Regions from separate parts of the Homo sapiens genome. Here regions 2 and 3 are each linked to region 1. A link is an interaction called in ENCODE POLR2A ChIA-PET data of the cell type or tissue named here. Cell type or tissue: Panc1. All regions are shown on one strand.

The links. Peaks named below come from ENCODE experiments on the same cell type or tissue, not always from the same donor. Only the 100,000 strongest peaks of a DNase experiment are listed, where the experiment ranks them.
Region 2: POLR2A ChIA-PET joins it to region 1 with 16 read pairs; 2 of 35 experiments call an interaction of 5 or more read pairs at or near these places.
Region 3: POLR2A ChIA-PET joins it to region 1 with 16 read pairs; 3 of 35 experiments call an interaction of 5 or more read pairs at or near these places.

The regions. Positions count from the first base shown.
Region 1 is chr19:39,493,522-39,501,521 of GRCh38, forward strand. TIMM50 (translocase of inner mitochondrial membrane 50) reads left to right here. Exons shown (of 11, transcript NM_001001563.5): 11 at 1-258. DLL3 (delta like canonical Notch ligand 3) reads left to right here and starts at 5,426. Exons shown (of 9, transcript NM_203486.3): 1 at 5,426-5,522; 2 at 5,671-5,952; 3 at 7,094-7,151. The coding sequence starts at 5,454. RefSeq lists an enhancer at 4,130-5,122 and a silencer at 4,746-4,805. In Panc1, no CTCF peak of the experiment used is centred here; DNase peaks (open chromatin) are centred at 4,910 and 5,354; H3K4me3 peaks cover 2,222 bases; H3K27ac peaks cover 589 bases; H3K27me3 peaks cover 808 bases.
Region 2 is chr19:39,585,141-39,593,140 of GRCh38, forward strand. It overlaps the pseudogene RPS29P24 and the pseudogene RPS29P25. Among named protein-coding and RNA genes, the nearest start is that of LGALS13, 13 kb to the right of the region's middle. In Panc1, CTCF peaks have their summits at 898, 1,099, 3,293, 5,231 and 2 weaker places; no DNase peak of the experiment used is centred here; H3K27me3 peaks cover 6,507 bases.
Region 3 is chr19:39,546,965-39,554,964 of GRCh38, forward strand. LOC105372399 (a long non-coding RNA gene) reads left to right here and starts at 493. Exons shown (of 3, transcript XR_935966.3): 1 at 493-612; 2 at 6,182-6,392. RefSeq lists an enhancer at 5,654-5,743. In Panc1, no CTCF peak of the experiment used is centred here; a DNase peak (open chromatin) is centred at 4,687; H3K27me3 peaks cover 2,247 bases.

The DNA.
Region 1 (8,000 bases):
TAACTGATGACATTCCACCATTGTGATTTGTTCCTGCCCCACCTTAACTGAGTGATTAACCCTGCAAATTTCCTTCTCCTGGCTCAGAAGCACCCCCACTGAGCACCTTGCGACCCCCCACTCCTGCCCGCCCTTTGACTGTAATTTTCCATTACCTTCCCAAATACTATAAAACAGCCCCACCCCTATCTCCCTTCGCTGACTCTTTTCGGACTCAGCCCACCTGCACCCAGGTGAAATAAACAGCTTTATTGCTCACACAAAGCCTGTTTGGTGGTCTCTTCACACGGACGCGCATGAAAGCCACCACACTCAGTTAATTTTTGTATTTTTAGTAGAGACAGTTTCACCATGTTGGCCAGGCTGGTCTCGAACTCCTGACCTGAGGCGATCTGCCCGCCTCAGACTTCCAAAGTATGGGGATTACAGGTGTGAGCCACTGTGCCCGGCCTAATTTTTGTATTTTTAGTAGAGATGGGGTTTCACCCCGTTGGTCAGGCTGGTCTTGAACTTCTGACCTCATGATCCACCTGCCTCGGCCTCCCAAAGTGCTGGGATTACAGGCGTGAGCCACCGCGCCTGGCTTTTTGTTTTGTTTTGAGACAGTGTCTCACTCTTGCTCACACTGGAGTGCAGTGGCGCTGTCACCACTCACTGCAGCCTCGACCTCCTGGGCCCTCGTGATCCTCCCACCTCAGCCTCCCAAGTAACTGAGACTACAGGCACATGCCAACATGCCAAGCTAATTTTTTGCATTTTTTTTTTTTAAGAGAGATGAGGTTTCAGGCCGGGCACGGTGGCTCACAGCTGTCATCCCAGCACTTTGGGAGGCCAAGGTGGGCGAATCACGAGGCCAGGAGTTCAAGACCAGCCTGGCCAACTTGGTGAAACCCCGCCTCTACTAAAAATACCAAAGAGTGGCTGGGCGTAGTGGTGGGCGCCTGTAATCCCAGTCACTCGGAGGCTGAGGCAGGAGAATCGCTTGAACCCAGGAGGCGGAGGTTGCAGTGAGCCGAGATCGCAACACTGCACTCCAGCCCAGGTGACAGAGTGAGACTCTGTCTCAAAAAAACCAAAAAACCAAAGCTCTGCTGTCATGAGCTGATGTTCAGTGTTCTCATGGAGGAGACAAACAATGATCAGATAACTTCCTAGGGTAATAAATGCATAAAGAAAAAGTATAGCAAGGAGCAGCAGTGATCTGGGGACTCAGAGGACTGGTTTAGACCTGATGGGATGGTCGGGAGGCCTCTTGGGAAGGCGCATCTGAGCAGAGATGGGATGAAGTGAGGAGGGAAGCCCTGGGATAGCTGAGTGTGCCTGAGGCACACTCAGGGCCTCATGCTTACCGCAAGGCCTCCGCAATTGCTGTTCGCTCTGCCAGAAGTGTTTTTCCCTAGAGACTACACAACTTACTCCTTTAGGCCTTTGCTTAAATGTGACCTTAGCATGGCCTATTTTTTTTTTTTTTTTTTGAGACAGTCTTGCTCTGTTGTCCAGGCTGGAGTACAGTGGTGTGATCTTGGCTTACTGCAACCTCCACCTCCAAGATTCAAGCGATTCTCCTGCCTCAGCCTCCCCAGTAGCTGGGACTACAGGCGCCCACCACTATGCCCGGCTAAGTTTTGTATTTTTAGTAGAGATGGGGTTTCATCATGTTGGCCAGGCTGGTCTCGAACTCCTGACCTCAAGTGATCTGCCCGCCTCAGCCTCCCAAAGTACTGGGATTACAGGTGTGAGCCACTGTGCCTGGCCAGCATGGCCTTCTATGGTGACTACAGTCAACATATAAAGAAAAGTTGTGAATAGCCAGAAAGATGCTCAGAAATCCCTTAAAGTACACGACACGACACACGCACACACACCACAAGAAAATCCACAAGAAATGCCATCGTGCCTGCCACAAACCTTCACAAAGGCTGGCAATTTTTATAATCTTTAAAATTTTAGAGCCAGGCTCAGTGGCTCACGCCTGTAATTCCAGCACTTTAGGAGGCTGAGACAGGAGCATCACTCGAGGCCAGGAGTTCAAGACCAGCCTAGGTAACATAGTGAGACTCTATCTCTAGGAAAAAAAAAAAAACAAACAGGCCAGGCGTGGTGGTGGGCGCCCATAATCCTAGCTAAATGGGAGGCTGAGGCAGGAGAATCGCTTGAACCCGGGAGGCGGAGATTGCAGTGAGCCGAGATTGAGCCACTGCACTGCAGCCTGGGTGACAGAGCGAGACTCCGTCTCAAAAAAACAAAACAAAACAAAAACAAAAAAACCCCAAACAAAACAAAACAAAACAAAAACAAACATTCTGAGATATCTCAGACCTGGAATCTGTTCCCCCCAATGATCATCCAGGGCAGGAATTTGCTTCCTTCCATAGCTGGTTGCCCAAATTCTGTTAAAATATATTCTGTGATGGGAAGCCTATTCCCTCACCTAACCCAGTATTAGACCTAATTTGCCTCCAGGTGACTTTGGTTTACAAGGTCTGGCTTTACTCCTTGGGGCCACATAACTTGTCTGACCTCGGGGGGATGTGGAAGGAGGGTCTCAAATGTCAGCCTTAGAAGCTTACATATTTAGAAGGCACTGGGGAGCTACAGAAAAGTCTAATGCAAGTGAAGGAAATGGTCTGATTTGTGCTTAGATAAACCCCACAGGGCCAGGCATGGAGGCTCATGCCTGTAATCTCAGCACTTTGGAAGGCCGAGGTGGGAGGATCGCTTTTGCCCAGGAGTTCAGCCTGGGCAACATAGGGAGACCCCATCTCTACCAAAAATAATAAATTAGCCAGGTGTGGTGGCTCATGCTTGTAATCCTAGCTACTTGGGAGGCTGAGGTGGGAGGATCATTTAAGCCCGGGAAGTCGAGGCTGCAGTAAGCTAGGATAATGCCACTGCACCGCAGCCTGGGCAACAGAGACCCCATCTCAAAAAAATAAAGACCTCATAGGCCAGAATGGTCAAGGCTGAGGGAGGCACAGACAGAGGGGTCGGGCAGAATAAAAGAATCATAGGGGGATGTGGGAGCTCAGAGGAGGTGCTTGATGCTTCTGGGGAGTGTTAGGTAGTGCTGCCTGGAGGAGGTGAAGTCTGAATGGTGAAAAAGGAATTAAAGAAGGGAGTGGAGCCGGGCACGTTGGGTCACGCCTGTAATCCCAGCACTTTGGGAGGCCGAGGTGGGCGGATCACGAGGTCAGGAGTTGAAGACCAGCCTGGCCAAGATGGTGAAACCCTGTCTCTACTAAAAATACAAAAATTAGCGAGGCATGGTGGTGCGCACCTGTAATCCCAGCTACTCGGGAGGCTGAGGCAGGAGAATCGCTTGAAACTGGAAGGCGGAGGTTGCAGTGAGTGGAGATGGAGCCGCTGCACTCCAGCTTGGGCAAAGAATAAAACTCCATCTCAAACAATAATAATAAATTAAAAAAAAATAAGGGAGTGGAAAAGACAAATACAGGGAAAAGGAGCCTGGGATGTTCTGCCCAATCTGACCCATGGCGCTGCCTTGCTCAAACGCCACTGTTGTCAGAATTAAGAGAAGAATCTTTAGGCTGTTTTTTTCTCCTCCTCCTCCTCCTTTTCTTTTTTTTTGTAGAAAAGTGTGTCTTGCTGTGTTGCCCAGGCTGGTCTCAAATTCCTGGCCTCAAGCAGTCCCCTGCCTCAGCCTCGGAAAGTACTGGGATTATAGGCGTGAGCCGCTGTGCCCAGCCTGGTCTTCTTTCATTCATTAAAAAATTAACTGCGCAGGGATTAGTGGCTCATGCTTGTAATCCCAGCAATTTGGGAAGCCGAGGTGGGTGGACCACTTGAAGGTCAGGAGTTCGAGACCAGCCTGGCCAACATGGTGAAACCCCGTCTCTACTAAAAATATAAAAAATTAGCCGAGTGTGTTGGTGGGTGCCTGTAATCCCAGCTACTCTGGAGGCTGAGGCAGCAGAATCGCTTGAACCCGGGAGGTGGAGGTTGCAGTGAGCCAAGATCGCACCACTGCACTCCAGCCTGGGCAACAAGAGCAAAACTTCTTCTTCTGAAAAAAACAACAACAGCAACAACAAAAAACAGAGCGCCTACTGTATGCCTGGCTCTGCTGGGCTAGGCTTCGTTGGTTACTATATCTTACTTCTCTGGAAAAAGACATATAAATTGAACCTGTATTTTCCCCTATAATTATTAGCCTCTAAGCACTAAAGTTTTTTACTTTGGGGGGGAAAAAAAAGAAGTTACCCCAGCTCAAGGGTTTTGCCCCATGCCTGGCAGGGAGCAATTATGACCAGAGGGGCTGGGACATCTGCTCCTAATTGGCTTTTCCTGCTGAGGTCCTGGAATACTAAAGGGTTTCTGAAGGGCCCGGGATGTCCCCCCCCCCAGTTCTTCTGGGGTGGGGGAGCGGGTCCCTGTATGTGAAGACGGAATTTCCTGCCCATTTGCTCCTCACACCTTCCGGAGGCCAAACGGGCAGCCCAGCTGCGGCCCGAAGGGGGAGGGGCTCGGCCGCCCGGCAGATGGCGGCATTTACATACAGCTGGGAGCCCCCTCTTGAGGCCGAGCTCCTCGCCCTGGCGTCTGGTGCGTCCGCGATGCGGGGTTTGGGAGGGTGGCTTTGTCTTGCGGAGGGGGAACACACACACGCCTGCACACAGGGGTCCACAAAGAGCCCTGGATCTTCATCGTATCCACACACAGCTACACCCGTGGATCTCCCAAACCCAGTCTCATTCACACAAACCAGCGCACACAGGGGTCTACAAAGAACTCCGGATCTTCATCGTATTCACACGCGGCTGCATCCGTGGACCTCTCAAACCCAGTCTCATTCACACACAGGCGCCCTCAGCCATTCACCACCTTGCACAGCCTCTACCACACCCGCACAGAGCACAAAGTCACAGGTTTATACGCCTATACAGGATCTCCCATAAACACACACGCACAGAGAAGCAGCCACACAGCCACACAATCTCAAAGCGTCACACAATCACGAAGTCGTGTACACTTCTAGTGTCCCACTCGGGTGTGCGTGCAGAATCAGAATTGTTTACAACCTCATAAATGTGTCAATCACACACAACTCCAGGCGTATGCTGAGCCGCACAGTCCCACGTGGACTCACAATGACAAAGTCATGTGCACCCTCCGGTAGCTCTGGTTCATACCACACACACAAAATCTTAAAATCATGTACAACCTCACACACAGGCTTAGCCCCCTAACCCCACCCCACCCTAGCCACACAAAAAGTCGCGGGATCACCCACGCATGACCTCGCTCGTGCCCACGACCACAGACGGAATCTCGCTGTTGCTCCTGCACGCTCCCCCTCCCCTGTGACCGCCCCCCCCGCCCCGCCCTTGGTCCCTTGGGGCCGGGTAGCTGCCTGAAGGGGCGGGGCCATTCTCTCAGATATAAGGCTTGGAAGCCAGCAGCTGCGACTCCCGAGACCCCCCCACCAGAAGGCCATGGTCTCCCCACGGATGTCCGGGCTCCTCTCCCAGACTGTGATCCTAGCGCTCATTTTCCTCCCCCAGGTCAGAGCCAGGTGGGAGGTGGCGTGGAAAGGGATGAATGCGGAGGGGAGGGGTGAGTGCGACCTGAAGGTCCTGGGGAAGGAGCGTGGGGCGGACGGGAAGCCTGGGTCCTCCCGGCCGCCTCACCCTGCGCCCGTCTCCGTCCCAGACACGGCCCGCTGGCGTCTTCGAGCTGCAGATCCACTCTTTCGGGCCGGGTCCAGGCCCTGGGGCCCCGCGGTCCCCCTGCAGCGCCCGGCTCCCCTGCCGCCTCTTCTTCAGAGTCTGCCTGAAGCCTGGGCTCTCAGAGGAGGCCGCCGAGTCCCCGTGCGCCCTGGGCGCGGCGCTGAGTGCGCGCGGACCGGTCTACACCGAGCAGCCCGGAGCGCCCGCGCCTGATCTCCCACTGCCCGACGGCCTCTTGCAGGTGCCCTTCCGGGACGCCTGGCCTGTAAGTGCTGCCCCCGGGGGACTCCCGGTGCTGGAGGCCTAACCCTGCCAGCGAAACCTCCACCTCCTCTCCCCTCCAGCTTCCAAGACCCTAATCCTGCCTCCCAGGGGGTGGACGAAATTCCCAGACCAGTAACTCTACCGTCTGGAACCCCACATTCACAGACCTCTAAACTCTACACACTGGGGATTCTAAATGTTCTGATTCCCCAACCCTGGATGCTGGGACCCCAAATTCCCAGAATTTCAAACCCAAGCTCTGAAATCCTAAACTCAAGGAACCCTACCTCTGCTCCTTGGGGATCCCTAAAAACTGTGGTCCTCATCTTTATCCCCAAACCTCTCACACCTTGTCTTGGGGACCACTAATATCTTCTCTCTCTTTTTTTTTTTTTTTCTGTCCTCAGTTCTTTCAGTTGGGTCCTGTATTAATTACTCTTTCACCTCCAAAATCCTGTCTCCCACCCCCACAACCCAAAGGCACAAAGATGAACAGACCTGTATTGCAATGCTTGACCCTTGTCCTTTTGGACAAGTGACTGCCTGGTTTCCAGCCTCAGTTTCCTAAGCTTAAAAATGGGATCATCCTGGTACCTCACAAGGGTCCCTTTTGAGCGATTCAACCACATCTCTTGAATAAAGTGCTTACCACGTAGTAAGTGCTCAATAAAGCAAGCCACGTCCAGTCGCTCACACTGTAATTCCAGCACTTTGGGAGGTCTAGGCAGGAGGATCTCCTGAGCCCGGCAGTTTGAGACCAGTCTCAGTAACATAGTGAGACCTCGTTTCTAAAAAAAAAAAAAAAACATAGCAGGGCATGGTGACATGCGCGTGTAGTCCCAGCTACTGGGGAGGCTGAGGTGGGAGGATTGCTTGAGCCTCGGAGGTTGTTGCAGTGAGCCAAGATTGCGCCAGTGCACTCCAGCCTGGTTGACAAAGTGAGATTCTCCCCCCCCCCCCAAAAAAAAGCCACAGATGTCATTCCCTCCCTGGGCTGGTCTGGTCCCTCTGGGAATTGTCCCTTGCTTGCTCAGTCCCCAGCAATGGCCATCACCCTCCATTCCTGAACTCTGGCCTTCATTGAGTACTTACCCTAACCACTGTCTTTCATCTTTCATCTCCCCCTTCCTTCACCCAACCAGGGCACCTTCTCTTTCATCATCGAAACCTGGAGAGAGGAGTTAGGAGACCAGATTGGAGGTGAGTGTCTTCAGTCTTGGGACTGGTGGGGAGCTGGGGCCCACGTGAGACACGGGGTTGGTGGTGTTATCTATAGGTCTTATGATGTCATCACAGCTCCTGGGATGTGGTGCTGAGTGTTGACAGCTCCAGGGCTCTTGGCATCTCAGGCACAGAAATGTCCCTGGTACTGGATGTAGCAGTGGTTCTGGTACCAGACGAAGTAGGGGAAGCTCTCTTACTATCAAGGCTCCAGAGCAGAGTGTAGCATTTCACAGCCCTACCTTATCATCTGATGTTGAGAGCTCAGGGTGCGATATGAATTACTTCTGGTTCTTTTATGTGAAGTTTTTTTTTTTTCTTTCCAAGACAGAGTCTTGCTCTGTCGTCCAGGCTGGAGTGCAATGGCATGATCTCAGCTCACTGCAACCTCTGCCTTCTGGGTTCAAGCAATTCTTCTGCCTCAGCCTCCCAAGTAGCTGGGATTACAGGCACCCACCACCACACCTGGCTACTTTTTTTTGTATTTTTAGTAGAGACAGGATTTCACCATGTTGTCCAGGCTGGTCTTGAACTCCTGACCTCGTGATTCACCCACCTTGGCCTCCCAGAGTGTTGAGATTACAGGCATGAGCCACCACGCTCGGCCCCTATGTGAAGCTCTGTCACCTTGTCCATGTGGACATCCCAGGGAGCCCCGTGGGATGTTGGAGCTTCACCAAGGCGAATATTGAGCAGAGGTTCCTGGGAGGGATACAGGGCATTCCTATCCTCAACTTGGGAGACTCTGTTGCTATGTAAGGCCCACAGCGGGGGTTTTGTCACCATTTTTTTTCTTGTTTTTATTTTTTATGGACATGGGATCTTGCT
Region 2 (8,000 bases), 92 kb after region 1:
CACTTCTACTTATGCAGTTATTTAAATTTTCACTTAGCTGAATGAATACAATATCCATAAGAATAAAATTGTTTTAGTCAACGAAAAATTAAGTCCTTCTTTCACTCCTGGACCCAATCTTATTCCTGGGAGCATTACCAGTGCTCTGCTCTCCTTCCACAGCAAATCTTTGCTTATGGAAACATATAGATCTATAATTTCACTTGTTTTTAAGAAAATCCCAGTATACATTGCTCTACACATTACACCTTAAAAACTGATTTGATTTGTTGTCAAAGAATATACCTTGAGGATCCCGTCTACTAATGGTGCTTCCTCAGTTTTTAAAGATTGCATAATATTGCATTAGAAGGATTACCCAAAATTACTGAACTTGACTGTTTTGATGGGACTTGAGGTTATTTCCAATATTTTGCTCTCACAAATGGTGCTGTATTAAGACTTCTAGTAATTTATTTTGTCATTATCCACCTCCCTTACTTATACTGAAAGATAATTACAAAGAAAAAAATAACTGGTTCAAAAATGTGTGTATTTTAAATTTAACAAATTGACACCTAGAAGGTTACTTTATAGCCTCAGTAATAAAGAATATGTCCCAATGTTCTGGCCCTTTCTAATGGATAGGCCAAAAGATTCACATTTTATTCAGATTCAAGTGAGGGATCTCTTTCTATGCTTAGAAGCTGTTCAAAATGATAGTCTATGTTTTGCAACACTTGTCCAATTGGGCCTCTCCAACAACACTTGAGTTTTATTCTTGGCCACCATCAGCCCGAATCTAGGCAACTCCAAAGGGAAAGTAGGCCATCAGCAGTGAATGGCAGTCATAGTTCACGGAAATGAAAGATATACATTCAATGAACATGGTCTAGCGTTAACCCTGTGTGAACCCCTCTGCAAGATGCAGGATTCAAGTTCATGAAACAGTCACTAGCCATGGGGATTTTCCAAGCTAGAGGGGAGGCTGAGCAAGCACGGACCATGTGACACAGAGTGGTAGAGCCTTGCTGGAAGAATGATATGAAACATTAGAAAGAAAGTAAGCAACTCTCTAAAATAAGCACAAATGTTAACATGTAAATAGAAGTGTGTGTCTTGGGTTCAGTTATATAGCTAGTAGTTTTCTCAGGGGATGTTGTAGGTAGTAGGACAGAGTGGAGAGGAGGCTGAAAGCTTGTTTGGTGGCATACTGTCTTTCTGATGCATTTTCCCTCTTTTAGGTAATAATAAATGGCCAACACTGTTACATCTTTGCCCATCTACTTCAACCATATTCTGTGAAGATAATGCAAGTGTGGAGAGATGTCTCCCTGACCTCAATGTCTGTCTGCAATTGAGGGAGATGACCACATCCCTCACTGTTGAGGAATGCTGCTTTTTTAAATTATATTTTAAGTTTTAGGGAACATGTGCACAACATGCAGGTTTGTTATATGTGTACACATGTGCCATGTTGGTGTGCTGCACCCATTAACTCATCATTTAACATTAGATATATCTCCTAATGCTATCCCTCCCCACTCCCCCCACCCCACAACATGCCCTGGTGTGTGATGTTCCCCTTCCTGTGTCCATGTGTTCTCATTGTTCAATTCCCACCTATGAGTGAGAACATGCAGTGTTTGGTTTTTTGTCCTTGTGATAGTTTGCTGAGAATGATGGTTTCCAGCTTCATCCATGTCCCTACAAAGGACATGAATTCATCAGTTTTTATGGCTGCATAGTATTCCATGCTGTATATGTGCCACATTTTCTTAATCCAGTCTATCATTGTTGGACATTTGGCTTGGTTCCAAGTCTTTGCTATTGTGAATAGTGCCTCAATAAACATACGTGTGCATGTGTCTTTATAGCAGCATGATTTATAATCCTTTGGGTATATACCCAGTAATGGGATGGTTGGGTCAAATGGTATTTCTAGTTCTAGATCCCTGAGGAATCGCCACACTGACTTCCACAATGGTTGAACTAGTTTACAGTCCCACCAACAGTGTAAAAGTGTTCCTATTTCTCCACATCCTCTCCAGGAGACCTGTTGTCTCCTGGCTTTTTAATGATTGCCATTCTAACTGGTATAAGATGGTATCTCATTGTGGTTTTGATTTGCATTTCTCTGGTGGCCAGTGATGATGATAATTTTTTCACGTGTCTTTTGGCTGCATAAATATCTTCTTTTGAGAAGCGTCTGTTCATATCCTTCGCCATGGAATCCCTCTTTCTATGTGACCACAGAATCCCCAGAGCCTACTGACAGCATGGTCTCTCCTCACCCTTTCCCCTGCACTTGGTCATTAAAACATCACCACACTTCCCAGGATTTGGTTCTTGCTTTAATGGGGAAAGAGGAAGTCATCATCCTCAAGAAGGCCCAAGGAACTTTATGGGAGGCATCCAGAAACCAAAGTGGATAAACCTTCTTGTGACTCCGGGAGTGACAAGGTCCTTAGAATGTCTTAGAAGTCATTATGTACGGCATCTTTCTACAGCACATTGTTGACATCAGAGACTCTGAGACAAATACCTTACCCAATCTTAGATGACTCACTGCACTGAAATGTTAGGTAGCTGTTTAAAGCCTCACAGGTGTACCTCGAGGCTTTGGGGAGAAATTTTGTAACTTGAGGACAATCTGGTGGAATTTTCTAATTATTTCCATTGTTCTCAGGATATTTATTGTGTAATCACGGTGCCTGGCTTTGTACAGGCTACCATGCAGAAACTTTAGAAACAGACACACTTCCCACATGAAAACTTCAATCCAAGCAATAGTTAGAGAATCACAAGAGTCCCAAGATTTCCCTTAAAGAACCCCAATTGTTGATGTTTAAAAATAATAGCGAGATTTTTCTGATGTAAGTGGCAGAATCCTTGAATTTCTATTTAAAAATAAATGGTTATGGTTTTAGATCAGAAAATATGTAGTTTATTGTTGGGATGAACACAATTCATACATATGGACACAGTGAGCAGACCTTGCTTTGTTGCTGTTTCACTAGGCATTGCAGCACAGCAAACCTCCCAACACATGTTGGCTTAGAGCAATCTTTTCTTCTGATCTTGCTCAGTTAACTGGACTCATGTGGGTGGTAGATCATGTAGTGAAAGTGACGTTTTCTGAAGGATATTTCAGGCTGTGATTCCAGAGGATGCTTCACTCATGTCTGACTCAACACTAGGGCTGGGCGAACACCTGGGGCTGGCTGGTTATTTCCTTTCCTACCTCACCTCCAAATTCATGCCTTGAATTCCCTCAAATCATGAGAGTCTCCTGTTTCTTGGACTGAATGATGATAGGCTTCCACCAAAGCAAGCCTCCCAAAAGGCTCAGGAAGAAGGTGCAAGGTATCATAGGACCTAGCTTTGAAAGGCAGACAGTGTCACTTCTATGACATTATATTGATCAAAGTGAGCCATACACACAGCCCAAATCAAAGGAAGGGAACTTCATAAGCTGTGGTTATTGTGACATGTGGTCATGAAGGAGCATCCTTGGCAATTATTTCCACTCGGTCCTCACTGGCTTACAAGCTTCTCATATATCAAGGATACCAATCCTGTAAGGAACCACTGAAGGCAACATGTTTACAGGAACAGGCTCAGATTGAAGTCTAGTATTTTATCATCCAATCAGGATCTGGTGTCCATGAGGTGACTACAAATTATCAGGTGCACTTTCAACATATGCACTAAAGAAATATATTATCTGCCCTATAAAATTAAACATACAAGACTAAAACAGATATAGGAAAATGCAGTGAACACACTTATTTTAGAGGGGCAAAAGATAATAAACAACAAAACTGAAAGCAAGGTGGGTCACCAATAGCTCTACTGGAGCCACCCACAAAAATTCAGCCAGGGTTCTCACTCTTATTGCATCTGCTCAAACCAGCATGACCTATTCCGAAAATGTTGTCTTGATATGTGCCGCTTCTGTTTCCATAAGTGCTTAAAGGATATAGATTTCATTAGGTTAGACTAAGTGATCTTCCTTCAATTTATAAGCAAGACATCCACTCAGTGAAAGAAACCATGCTAGCTCTTTGTACATGAAAAAAAAAATTAAAACAAAGAAACCAATTCAAAAAAAAAAAAAGACAAAAAAGGCAGCCATCACTGGTCCATATCATTGCTGAAACCAACAAGACCCCCATTTGCATCTTCTCTGAAAATGTTTCTCTGCCACAGTTGTCTCCACCTTCTACTGTCAGTGTCTTAGAGCTCCCACAAAGATGGCACAATGAAAACCCTTTTCCTGCTACAAGAGCTGTTGTCACCTATTTCATGACACAAATAGAGAACCATTTAGGAGAAGATAAACAACATATTACCTAAAAGCCAAACAATGCAGATTGAAGAGGGTCTCAACAAATAGCCTCTTTGTCTGCAGGGCCCATCTAAGGCATCATTTTGATCATCCTCATTCTCCGTTCTCATGTTCCTTGCCACAGTTTGTTCAACTCCAACCTTACTCATGGGTATGCCTCCCGTTTTGCCCTCCTTTAACCTAACATCCAGATACCTTTAGGTGTCAATGCACAGTAAATAACACTCTCATGCCTCTCTTTCTTGTTTCTTTCCTGTATGAACTGAAATTCCCTTCATTCTCACTGGGGAGTCTCAGGTTCTTGTTAGACACATTCTCCTCCTTATATCTTCCCTCTCACAGTTTTGTTCACTTCTCTGTTTTGATGATGGATCACAGGCCCCCTCATCAGCATGGAAATCATTTTTTGGGGAATTAGACAATTCTTGCTCTCAGTGGATAAAGACAATCTTGGAACCCATGACTTTCTGATCAGAACACGAGTTTGATTTCATATCTACATGCCCCTGGTTGATGCCCATTGTATTTGAATAGCTTACAGGGTCCTACATGCTGTCCCTGCCAGGCAAACACACAGTGACTGCCTTTTCTTGACTGATATTCACCAGCTCAGTTCAGTTCATATAAGCCTTTTGTTACACTTATCTTTATACCAGCTGCTGCCCTGTGCTCTTGGTGGCCAAGAGAGATGTCTGAGATGAAAAGAGAAGGCATAGAGTCCAGGAATCAATGTTCAACAAACGATTTTTGATTTGCCTCTGGGGACCTACTCAACATATTTTTCATACAGATAAACCGGAATTCATGGTCTTCTCCCAGCAAACACAGCATTGCTCAGAACACAGCATTTCTGGACTCTAAAGCCTTGCCTTCTGAAAGGTCTGTAGGGCTTTTCAGTTTTTGATGAAAGCCCCCAAAGAATAAATCTACTCTGCTAATGTTGTCCTTGATGCCCAAGTCCCCTAAAGCTGTTTCCTCTAAGGTGCTGTCCGTGGTACTGGGCACTGGTGCTTCTGGGCCTGTATTTGCAAGTGAGGGGCCAATAAGACAGAATTAACATAAATTTTTTGTTTTGTTTTGTATTTGATAAATCACAGCTCAAAATATGTATAATGAATGGAGCAGGAATTGAATTTGGATCTTCAGACCCCAATTTCTGCAGTGCCCTCTCTCACCCCTCCTATTCAACATAGTTTTGGAAGTCCTGGCCAGAGCAATCAGGCAAGAGAAAGAAAGAAAGGGCATCCAAACAGGAAGAGAGGTCAAACCATCCTTGTTTGTAGACATGATTTCCTATCTAGAAAACCTCATAGTCTCCACCCAAATGATCCTCAAGCTGGTAAACAACTTTAGCAAACTTTCAGGATACAAAACCAATGTGCAAAAATCACTAGAACTCCTATATGCCAACAACACGTAAGCATATGGCCAAATCAGAAGTTCAATTCCATTCACAATTGCCATAAAAAATAAAATACCTAGGAATAATAAACTACAACCTGAAAGTAAAATGGGTCACCAATAGCTCTACTGGAGCCACCCACAAAAATTTAGCCAGGGTTCTCACTCTTGTTACATCTGCTTAAACCAGCATGACCTTATCCAAAAATATTGACTCGATGTGTGCCACTTCTGTTTCCATAAGTACTTAAAGGATATAGGTTTCATTAGGTTAGGCTAAGTGATCTGCCTTCAATTTATAAGCAAGACATCCACTCAATGAAAGAAACAGTCAATGAAAGAAATCCACTCAATGAGAGAAAGCTAACCAGTGGGTGAAAGATCGTTACAAGGATAATTTCAAAACACTGCCTAAAAAAACATAGATGACCCAAACCAATGGAAAAACACTCCATGCTCATGAATAGCAAGAATCATTATCATTAAAACAGCCATGCTGCCCAAAGAAATATACATATTCAATGCTATTCCTATTGAACTACCAATGACATTTCTCACAGAATTAGAAAAAAAAAAACTATTTTAAAATGCACATGGAACCAAGAATGAGTTGATTAAAAAAGACAATTCTAAACAAAAAGAACAAAGCTAGAAGCATCACTTTACCCAACTTAAAAGTATACTACAGGGCCACAGTAACTGAACAGTATGGTACTGGTACAAAAACAGACACATAGACAAGTGGGACAGAATAGAGAGCCCAGAAATAAGGTCACACACCTACAACCATCTGATCTTTAACAAAGCTGACCAAACAAGCACTGGAAAATGAACTTTCTCTTCAAGAAATGGTTTTGGGATAACTGGTAGCCATATGCAGATGATTGAAACTGAATCCCTTCCTTGCATTATGTAGAAAAAATCAATTCAAGAGGGGTTTTAAGACTTAAATGTAAAACCCAAAACTATAAAAACCCTGGAAGTCTACCTAGGCAATATCATTCTAAATGTAGGAATGGGGAAAAGTTTCATAACAAAGATGCCAAAAGCAATCACAAGAAAAGCAAAAATTGACAAATGGATCTATTTAAACTAAAGAGCTTCTGCACAGCAACGGAAACTATCAACAGAGTCAACAGACAACCTACAGAATTGGAGAAAATATTTGCAAATTATGTATCTGAAAAAGGTCTTATATCTAGCATCTATAAGGAATTGTAATTACTTTACAAGAAAAGAACAAACAACTGCATAAAAAAGTGGGCAAAGGGGCCGGGCGTGGTGGCTCACGCCTGTAATCCCAGCGCTTTATGAGGTGGAGGAGAGCGGATCACGAGGTCAGGAGATTGAGACCATTCCGGCTAACATGGTGAAACCCTTCTCTACTGAAAATACAAAAAATTAGCCGGGTGTGGTGGCACGCACCTGTAGTCCCAGCTACTCGACAGGCTGAGGAAGGAGAATCTCTTGAACCCGAAGGCAGTTGTTGCAGTGAGCCGAGATCGCGCCACTACACTCCAGCCTGGGCGACAGAGCGAGACTCGATCTCAAAATAAAAGTAGGCAAAGGGCTGAATGCGGTGGCTCATGCTTGTAATTTCAGCACTTTAAGTGGCTGAGGCAGGTGCATCGCTTGAGCCCAGGAGAGACCAGCCTGGACAACATGGTGAAACCCTATCTCTACAAAATTAGAAAAATTAGGCAAATGTTACCCCATGCACCAGTAATCCCAGCTACTCAGAAGGCTGAACTGGGAGGATCACCTGAGCCCAGGCACAAATTGCAGTGAGCCGAGATTGCTCCGCTGCACTTCAGCCTGGGTGTCAGAGTGAGACCCTGTCTCAAAGAAAAGTAGACAAAGGACAGGAACAGACACTTCTCAAAAGAAGACATACATGTGGCCAAAAAGCATATGAAAAGAAGCTCAACATCCCTGAATGTTAGAAAAATGCAAATCAAAACCACAATGAAATACCATCTCTCACCAATCAGAATGGCTACTCTTCAAAAGTCAAAAAATAACAGATGCTAGCAAGCTTGTAAAGAAAAGGGAACACTTACACATTGTTGGTGGTATTAGTTTAACCATGGTGGAAAGCAATGTGATGATTCTTCAAACAGCTAAAATAGAACTACCATTTAACCCATGTATCCCATCACTGGGTATATACCGAGAAGAATATAAATCATTCTACCATAAAAACATGTGCATGTGAATGTTTATTACCACAGTATTCACAATGGCAAAAACATGGAATCAACCTCAATGC
Region 3 (8,000 bases), 53 kb after region 1:
TGCGTATAAATAGGACTGCAAACGGCCTGAGCAGCTACTCTCTAGCCCTACCTTGCAGGAGCAGTCACCGAGCTGTAACATCGCCTCTTCAATAAAGCTGTTTTCTTCTATCTCTGGCTTGCCCTTGAATTCTTTCCTGGGCAAAGCCAAGAACCCAGCGGGCTAAGCACCACTTTGGGGCTCCTGGCCCTGCATCAGCTTCTGCCTTGCTCTCTTCTGCCTTGCCTGCTCTTCAGACCTTCTCTCTTGGGTTGCTTCTTCTAGGAACCCGGCCCTGTGAAAAGCCCAAGCCACAGGGAAGGCCACATCATGCGCTCTTACTTTTCTTCCACCTTATTGGCCACTCTCACCATCATTGCTGCATTTATTCCAGCACTACTCTATGTCAAAAAGCTTTACACACATAAGGTCATCTAATCTTCATCTAATGATCTCTGTTCCACCTATAATCCCTTCTTATATACTTTGTATTGATTTTGCAGAACATGGAAGCATATCTCTAATGGACTTCAAGCTCTAAAGGACATGAAATTGTCTCCATCCTTCTTCTCTTCCCCTTGCTTGGTAGCAGTTGAAGGACACCCAGGATCTCAGCTCAGGGGAAAACAGAAGGTCATACTGGAGTCTGAGAACCCTTAGTATAAACTCTCTAACTCCTGGAAACACTGTTAAGAATTATTGAAAGCGTGGAAATAAGGCTGGTCTGGAACTCCTGACTTCAGGTGATTCGCCTGCCTTGGCCTCCTAAAGTGCTAGGATTACAGGCGTGAACCACTGCGCCTCTCTGGAATTTGACCGTTTATGCTAAGGCATGTTGAGGCAGATTTTAGCCTCAGGTCTTCCAGGCCAATGGACCCCTCGCTTCTAAAAGAGTTCCAGCGTTGGGTTCTGATCATGTCCCAGTTTTTTGTTTTTTTTTTTTTAATAGAGACAGGGTCTTGCTATGTTGTTCAGGCTGGTCTCAAACTCCTGGCTCAAGCGATCTCCCGCCTCAGCCTCTCAAAGTGCTGGGATTACTGGTATGAGCCACTGTACTCAGTTTATGTCCCAGTCTTATTGGTTCCTGGGGGAGGAAATTGTTGGTTCCAGGTGTAGTTAGAGGTCAAAACGTTTTCTATTTTGCATGCTCAGGCTACATGACTTGCAATTTTGGTTCTGTTAAACCTACAAGGTAACTTTATTATTATTATTTTTTGAGATGGAGTTTCACTCTTGTTGCCCAGGCTGGAGTGCAGTGGTGCGATCTCGGCTCACTGCAACCTCCACCTCCTGGGTTCCAGCGATTCTCCTGCCTAGCCTTCCGAGTAGCTGGGATTACAGGCATGCGCCACCACGCCCAACTAATTTTGTATTTTTAGTAGAGTCAGGGGTTTCTCCACATTGGTCAGGCTGGTCTCGAACTCCCAAACGCAGGTGATCTGCCCGCCGCAGCCTCCCAAAGTGCTGGGATTACAGGCGTGAGCCACTGTGCTCGGCCAACATTTTGTTATCAACAGAATAGGCCCAGTTTGGGCTGGTCCCACAGCTACAGCATCCTTTATTCAGTTTATATATCCTCAATTTCTCAAATTTTCTTTGAGCCAGTTTTACCATCTTGCCAGCTCCCTGATAAATGAGTTAAATAAGTCTCTGAACCATGGGTCACATTGTATTTACATGAGAATTTTTTTTAATTTTTAATTTTTTTTTTGAGACAGAGTCTCACTCTGTCACCCAGGCTGGAGTACAGTGGCATGATCTCAGCTCACTGCAACCTCTGCCTCCTGGGTTCAAGTGATTCTCCTGCCTCAGCTTCCCCAGTAGCTCATAGCTCAACCTCCTAAATAGCTGGGATTACAGGGATGTGCCAACACCCCTGGCTAATTTGTGTATTTTTAGTAGAGATGGGGGTTTCACCATGTTGGCCAGGCTGGTCTCGAACTCCTGACCTCAAGTGATCCACCTGCCTCAGCCTCCCAAAGCACTGGGAGTATAGGTGTGAGCCACTGTGCCTGGCCAGCCTTATACATGCTAAAGAACATTACCTGCTTATTATTTCTTTATTTGAAGATAAAATCAACTTAGGCCAATTCATCATTTTTTTTTCTTTTTTGACCCTGAGTCTCGCTCTGTCACCCAGGCTGTAGTGCAGTGGCACTATCTCGGCTCACTACAGCCTCTGCCTCTCAGGTTCAAGTGATTCTCTTGCCTCAGCCTCCTGAGTAGCTAGGATTACAGGCCCCAGCCACCTTGCCCGGCTAATTTTTGTATTTTCAGTAGAGACGGGGTTTCGCCATGTTGGCCAGGCCGGTCTTAAACTCCTGACCTCAGGTGATCCGCCTGCCTTGGTCTCTCAAAAGTGCTGGGATTACAGGCATGTGCCACTGCGTCTGGCTCATCTTTTCTTTTAGTGAAAGAAATAAAATGCAAGAACAGAACTTATCCTAAAGTTAAATCATCCTAGTTCACAAAAGGAGCCTGAAAATGATAGAAGCATAAGGTATAGGAGAAGTCCTTTCCCCTAAGTCACTGCTGCAAACAGATCCTGGAAATAAATATTTGCACATAAACCTCTAAGTAGAGGCCATGATCAGAACCCAACACTGGAACTCTTTTAGAAGCGATGGGTCCATTGGCCTGGAAGACCTTTCCCTGCAGTTTGAAGAGGAATAAATACCACCTCAAATAAGGTGATTTGAAAAGGTGTTAAACAGGCAGGGCGCAGGGGCTCATGCCTGTAATTCTGGCACTTTGGGAGGCTGAGGCAGGAGACTCTTTGAAGCCAGGAATTTGAGACCCACCTGGGCTACACAGCCAGACTCTGTTTCTACAAAAACACACAAAAATTAGCCAGGCATGGTGGTGCACACCTGTGTGGTCTCAGCTACTACATAAGGATGACAAATAAAAGGAATAAGTTGGCTGGGTACGGTGGCTCACACCTGTAATTCCAGCACTTTGAGAGGCTGAGGTGGCAGATTGCTTGAACCCAGGAGTCTGAGACTGGCTTGGGCAAGATAGCAAGACCTTGTCCTTATTATTTAAAAAAATAAATAAAAAAGAAAAGAATTACCTATGGTATTTTTTTTTAATTAGAAAGGCAGCCAACTTCCAGAAGAAAAATAATAAAATAAAATAAAATAAAATAAAAGCCAATTAAATCCCTTGTAGGGGCCAAGGGCTTTGGTCCTCTCAAGGTTGCTGACAAATCAATTTGCAAAGGGCAGATTAATTGGAGAAAAGGCATACAAATTTATTTAACATGTATACACAAGCACTTTCAGATTGAAGACTCAAAGATACAGGAAAAATGGTTCATTTTTACGCTTAGGTTTGAAACCACTTTTGCATGAATGATAACAGTGAGAAAATTATAACAGTGGAAGAGATCTGATCTAACCAATGCCCATCTTGCGATTGTTTTTCTTTTGGTTTTGTTTTCGAGATGATGTCTTGCTGTCTCCTGGTCTGGAGTGCAAAGGCACAATCATGGCTCACTGCAGCCTCAATCTGGCGACACTCCCACCTGAGCCTACCAAGTAGCCAGGACTACAAGTGGGTGCCACCATGCCCGGCTAATTAATTTTTTTTTTTTAGTAGAGATAATCTTGATATGTTTCCCAGGCTGTTTTTGAACTCTTGGCCTTTGGCAATCCTCCCCCAGTCTGCAGTCTGCCTGCTTTGGCCTTTAAGGTGCTAGAATTACAAGTGTGAGCCACTGTGCTCGGCCTCCTCTCCTTTTTTGTGGCTATCTTGACACTGAGTTTTTGCGTAGTCCAGGCCAGTTGTTTTGTATAACATCCCATACTTCTGGGATTGTCTGATTGTTTTTTCTTTTTTTTTTTTTGAGACGGAGTTTTGCTCTTGTTGCCCAAGCTGGAGTGCAATGGCATGATCTCGCTCACTGCAACCTCCACCTCCCAGCTTCAAGCGATTCTCCTGCCTCAGCCTCCCGAGTAGCTGGGATTACAGGCATGCACCACCATGCCTAGCTAATTTTTTGTATTTTTAGTAGAGACGGGGTTTCTCCATGTTGGTCAGGCTGGTCTCAAACTGGCGACCTCAGGTGATCCGCCCGCTTCAGCCTTCCAAAGTGTTGGGATTACAGGCGTAAGCCACGGCGCCTGGCGTCTGATTGCTTCCTTATGATTAAACTGTCCTTTCCCCTAAGTCACTGCTGCAAACAATTTCTGGAAATAAACATTTGCACATAAACCTCTAAGTAGAGGCCAGGACTCAGCCAGGCGCAGTGGCTCACGCCTGTAATCCCAGCAGTTTGGGAGGCCAAGGCAGGTGGATCACTTGAAGTCAGGAGTTTGAGATCAGTCTGGCCAACATGGTGAAACCCTATCTCTATTAAAAGTAGAAAAAAAAATTAGCTGGGCGTGGTGGCACATGCCTGTAATCCCAACTACTCCGGAGGCTGAGGCAGGAGAATTGCTTGAACCCGGGAGGCGGAGGTTGCAGTGAGCCAAGACCGGGCCACTGCACTCCAGCCTGGGTGGCAGAGTGAGATTCCACCTGTCAAAAAAAAAAAAAAAAAAAAAAAAGAGGCCAGGACTCAGAGCATCCTGGTAACGGTTGTGCAGAATCCACACTCCAGCTGGGAACACTGGGGAAAGTGGAGCCCACCGTTTTCTCTCTCCTTACTGTCGGGTCAGGCTTCTGCCCACTAGAGGGCAGCCAAGTCAAAATCTTGATAGAAACAAGTTCTAAAGACTTACCCAGATTTGCTATCTCTTCTGAGATAGTGTTTTTTTTTTCTTTTTTTTTCCTCTTTTTTTTTTGAAATAAGGCCTGGCTCTGTCGCTCAGGCTGGAGTGCAGTGGCACGATCTCGGCTCACGGCAACCTTTGCCTCCTGGGCTCAAGCTATCCCCCTGCCTCAGCCTCACGAATAGCTAGGATTACAAATGCATGCCACCATGCCCGGCTAATTTTTGTAGAGACGGGGTTTCACCATGTTGTCCAGGCTGGTCTTGAACTCCTGGGCTCAAGAGATCCACCTGCCTTGGCCCCCGAAAGTGTTGGGATTACAGGCGTGAGCCATCAGGGGCGGCCTTCTGAGATTGTTAATGTGAAAAATTCTATCGAAGTTGTCTATCAAAGTTGTCATCCACCATTTGTCTCTTATGAGTGTTCTTTTTTTTGAGATGGAGTCTTGCTCTGTCGCCCAGGCTGGAGTGCAATGGTGCGATCTCGGCTCACTACAACCTCCACCTCCCAGGTTCAAGCGATTTTCCTGCCTCAGCCTCACAAGTAGCTGGGATTACAGGCTCTCGCCACCATGCTGGCTAATTTTTGTATTTTCAGTAGAGGTGGGTTTCACTATCTTGGTCAAGCTGGTCTCGAACTCCTGACCTCAGGTGATCCGCCCACCTTTGGCCTCCCAAAGTGCTGGGATTACAGGTGTGAGCCACCGTGCCTGGCCCTTTTGAGTGTTCTTTTGGGACCCTGTCAGAGCAACTTACTAAGTACTTCCTCTATTGTTAACTTGTTGAGTTGATGTCTCCTCTGAAATTTTGTGTATATTTTGAGGAGATGGACTATTTCTAGAGGTCTCTCCAGAACTGAAACTGTGGTTTCCTGTAAGTCTACGAATACTGACTTCTCTTTTTTTTCCCTTTGAGACAAGGTCTTGTTCTGTCACCCAGGCTGGTGCAATCATGTCTCACTGCAGCTTCGACCTCCTGGGCTCCACTGATCCTCCTACCTCCGCCTCCTGAGTAGTTGGGACAATAGGCATATGCCACCATGCCTGGCTAATTTTTTTTGTTTTTGGTATATTTTGTAGAGATGGGGTTTTGCCATGTTGCCCAGGTTCTGACTTTTAATAAATAAGAAATTTGGTCTCTGTATCTTTCTTTTCCCCTTTATACTTCACTGAAGAAAATGAAGGTGGGCTTCTTCATGGGGCTGGGCCAGTAAAATTAGGCTACACTCATATAAGCATTTCCCCAAATCCTCCTAATACCTCTTGTGAAAAAGGGTATCTGCCACATAATACCATCAATTCTGTGACAAATTATTCTAACCCGCTGGTTCTCCATCCTGTCTGCACATTGAAATCACAGGGGAATGACATCTACTGATGCCCCTGTCTCTCTCTCAGAGATTCTGAGTGGGGAGGGAATTTGTGTTGGTGTAAGTGTGTGCCCCACAAGGGAAGGACCTGCCCAACACACCGTGTGCTTTGCCCTCAGCAAGGAGCCACAGCTGCAGGTGGATTTCCACACCGGGATGGATGAGGACTCAGACATCGCTTTCCATTTCCGAGTGCACTTTGGTCATTGTGTGGCCATGAACAGCCATGAGTGGGGGGTCTGGAAGTGTGAGGTGAAATCTGACAATATGCCCTTTGAGGGTGGCCAATCATTTGACCTGCGCATCTGAGTGCTGGACAAGGAGGACCAGGTGAGCACCCCAGGAGCTCCCAGCATGCAGCCTCTGTGGACTCCCAGAGCAGGAGGTAGCTCTCCCTGCCCTGGCCCCACCAGTCCCTCGGGACCCATCTCCCATAACGACTCCTGCCCCAGGCTTTTCATCACAGAGCACCCTCTGCTTGCACTGCCACCCTCAGCTCTTTCCCAAATCTGACCAAGGTCAAGGTTGGTTCACTTGCCATTTCCCCCAAGGTGGAGAATCATTTCCATAGCTGTCATTTCTGCTCATGCTGTTATTTACATTTTCATGTGGCCAAATAGACAAAATACATGTATGAATCAAATTATTTTAGTCAGTCAAAAATTAACTCTTCCTTTCACTCCCGAACCTCACTCCTACTCCCCAGAACAACACTACCAGCTTCTCTGCTCTCCTTCCAGAGATAATCTACCATTAGAGAACCGTATATTTCCTCTTCCTCATTTGTATAATATGCTTTCATTCCTTTTTGTATATATGCCTATACACATATTCATATATACATATATGCATATATGCTTTCATTTCTTTTTAAACAAATGCTGTTATAAATGTCTTTGTACATTACACTTTGGAAACTAGAGTCGATTTATAGTCAAAGAACATATCTTGGAGAATTCATCTATCTATGGTGCTGCTTCATTTTTCTTTTTTTTTTTTTTGAGATGGAGTTTCGCTCTTGTTGCTCAGGCTGGAGTGCAATGGCGCAATCTCAGCTCACTGCAACCTCCACCTCACAGGTCCAAGCGATTCTCCTGCCTCAGCCTCCCAAGTAGCTGGGATTAAAGAGATGCACCACCACGCCTGGTTAATTTTTTGTATTTTTAGTATAGATGGGGTTTCTCCATGTTGGTCTGGCTGGTCTCGAACTCCTGACCTTAGGTAATCTGCCCGCCTTGGCCTCCCAAAGTGCTGGCATTACAGGCATGAGCCACTGCGCTTGGCCTGCTGCTTCATTTTTTAAAGATTGCATAATATGCCAGTAGAAGGATGATCCAAAATGATTGAACTTGACCGTTTTGATGGTTACTGCGTGGTTTTTAGTATTTTGCTCTCACAAAGGGTGCTGTATTAAGCTTTCTAATCAACTCTTTTGTAATTATCAACCTACCAATACTTACATTGGAGGATACTTGCAAAGACATAAAATAATTGGTTGAAAATTGTGTGAAAAATCTTAAAATTTCATAAATTAATACCTTTAAGATGACTTTCTTCATAGCTACAGCAATACAGATTATATTGAAATTTTCTCACCTTCTCTAACGGGTAGGCCAAAAGGTGAACATTTTATTCAGCTCTAAGTGAGGCATCTGTTCATATGCCTACTATAGGCTGCTAAAATAATATCCTATGTTTTGCAACATCTGTCCTGTTCCTCCTCTCTAAGAACACTTGGGTTTCATTCTTGGCCACCTCCAGCCCAGATCTGGGCTACTCCAAAGAGAAACTGGGCCATCAGCAGTGAATGGGAGTCACAGTTGGTGGAACTTAAAAGTACCCATTCAATAAACATTGTCAAGCACTAACCTCGTGGCAGGCCCTGTGCAAGATGCAGGAATTCAAGGTCAAGAGACACAATCCCTGGCCATGGGGATC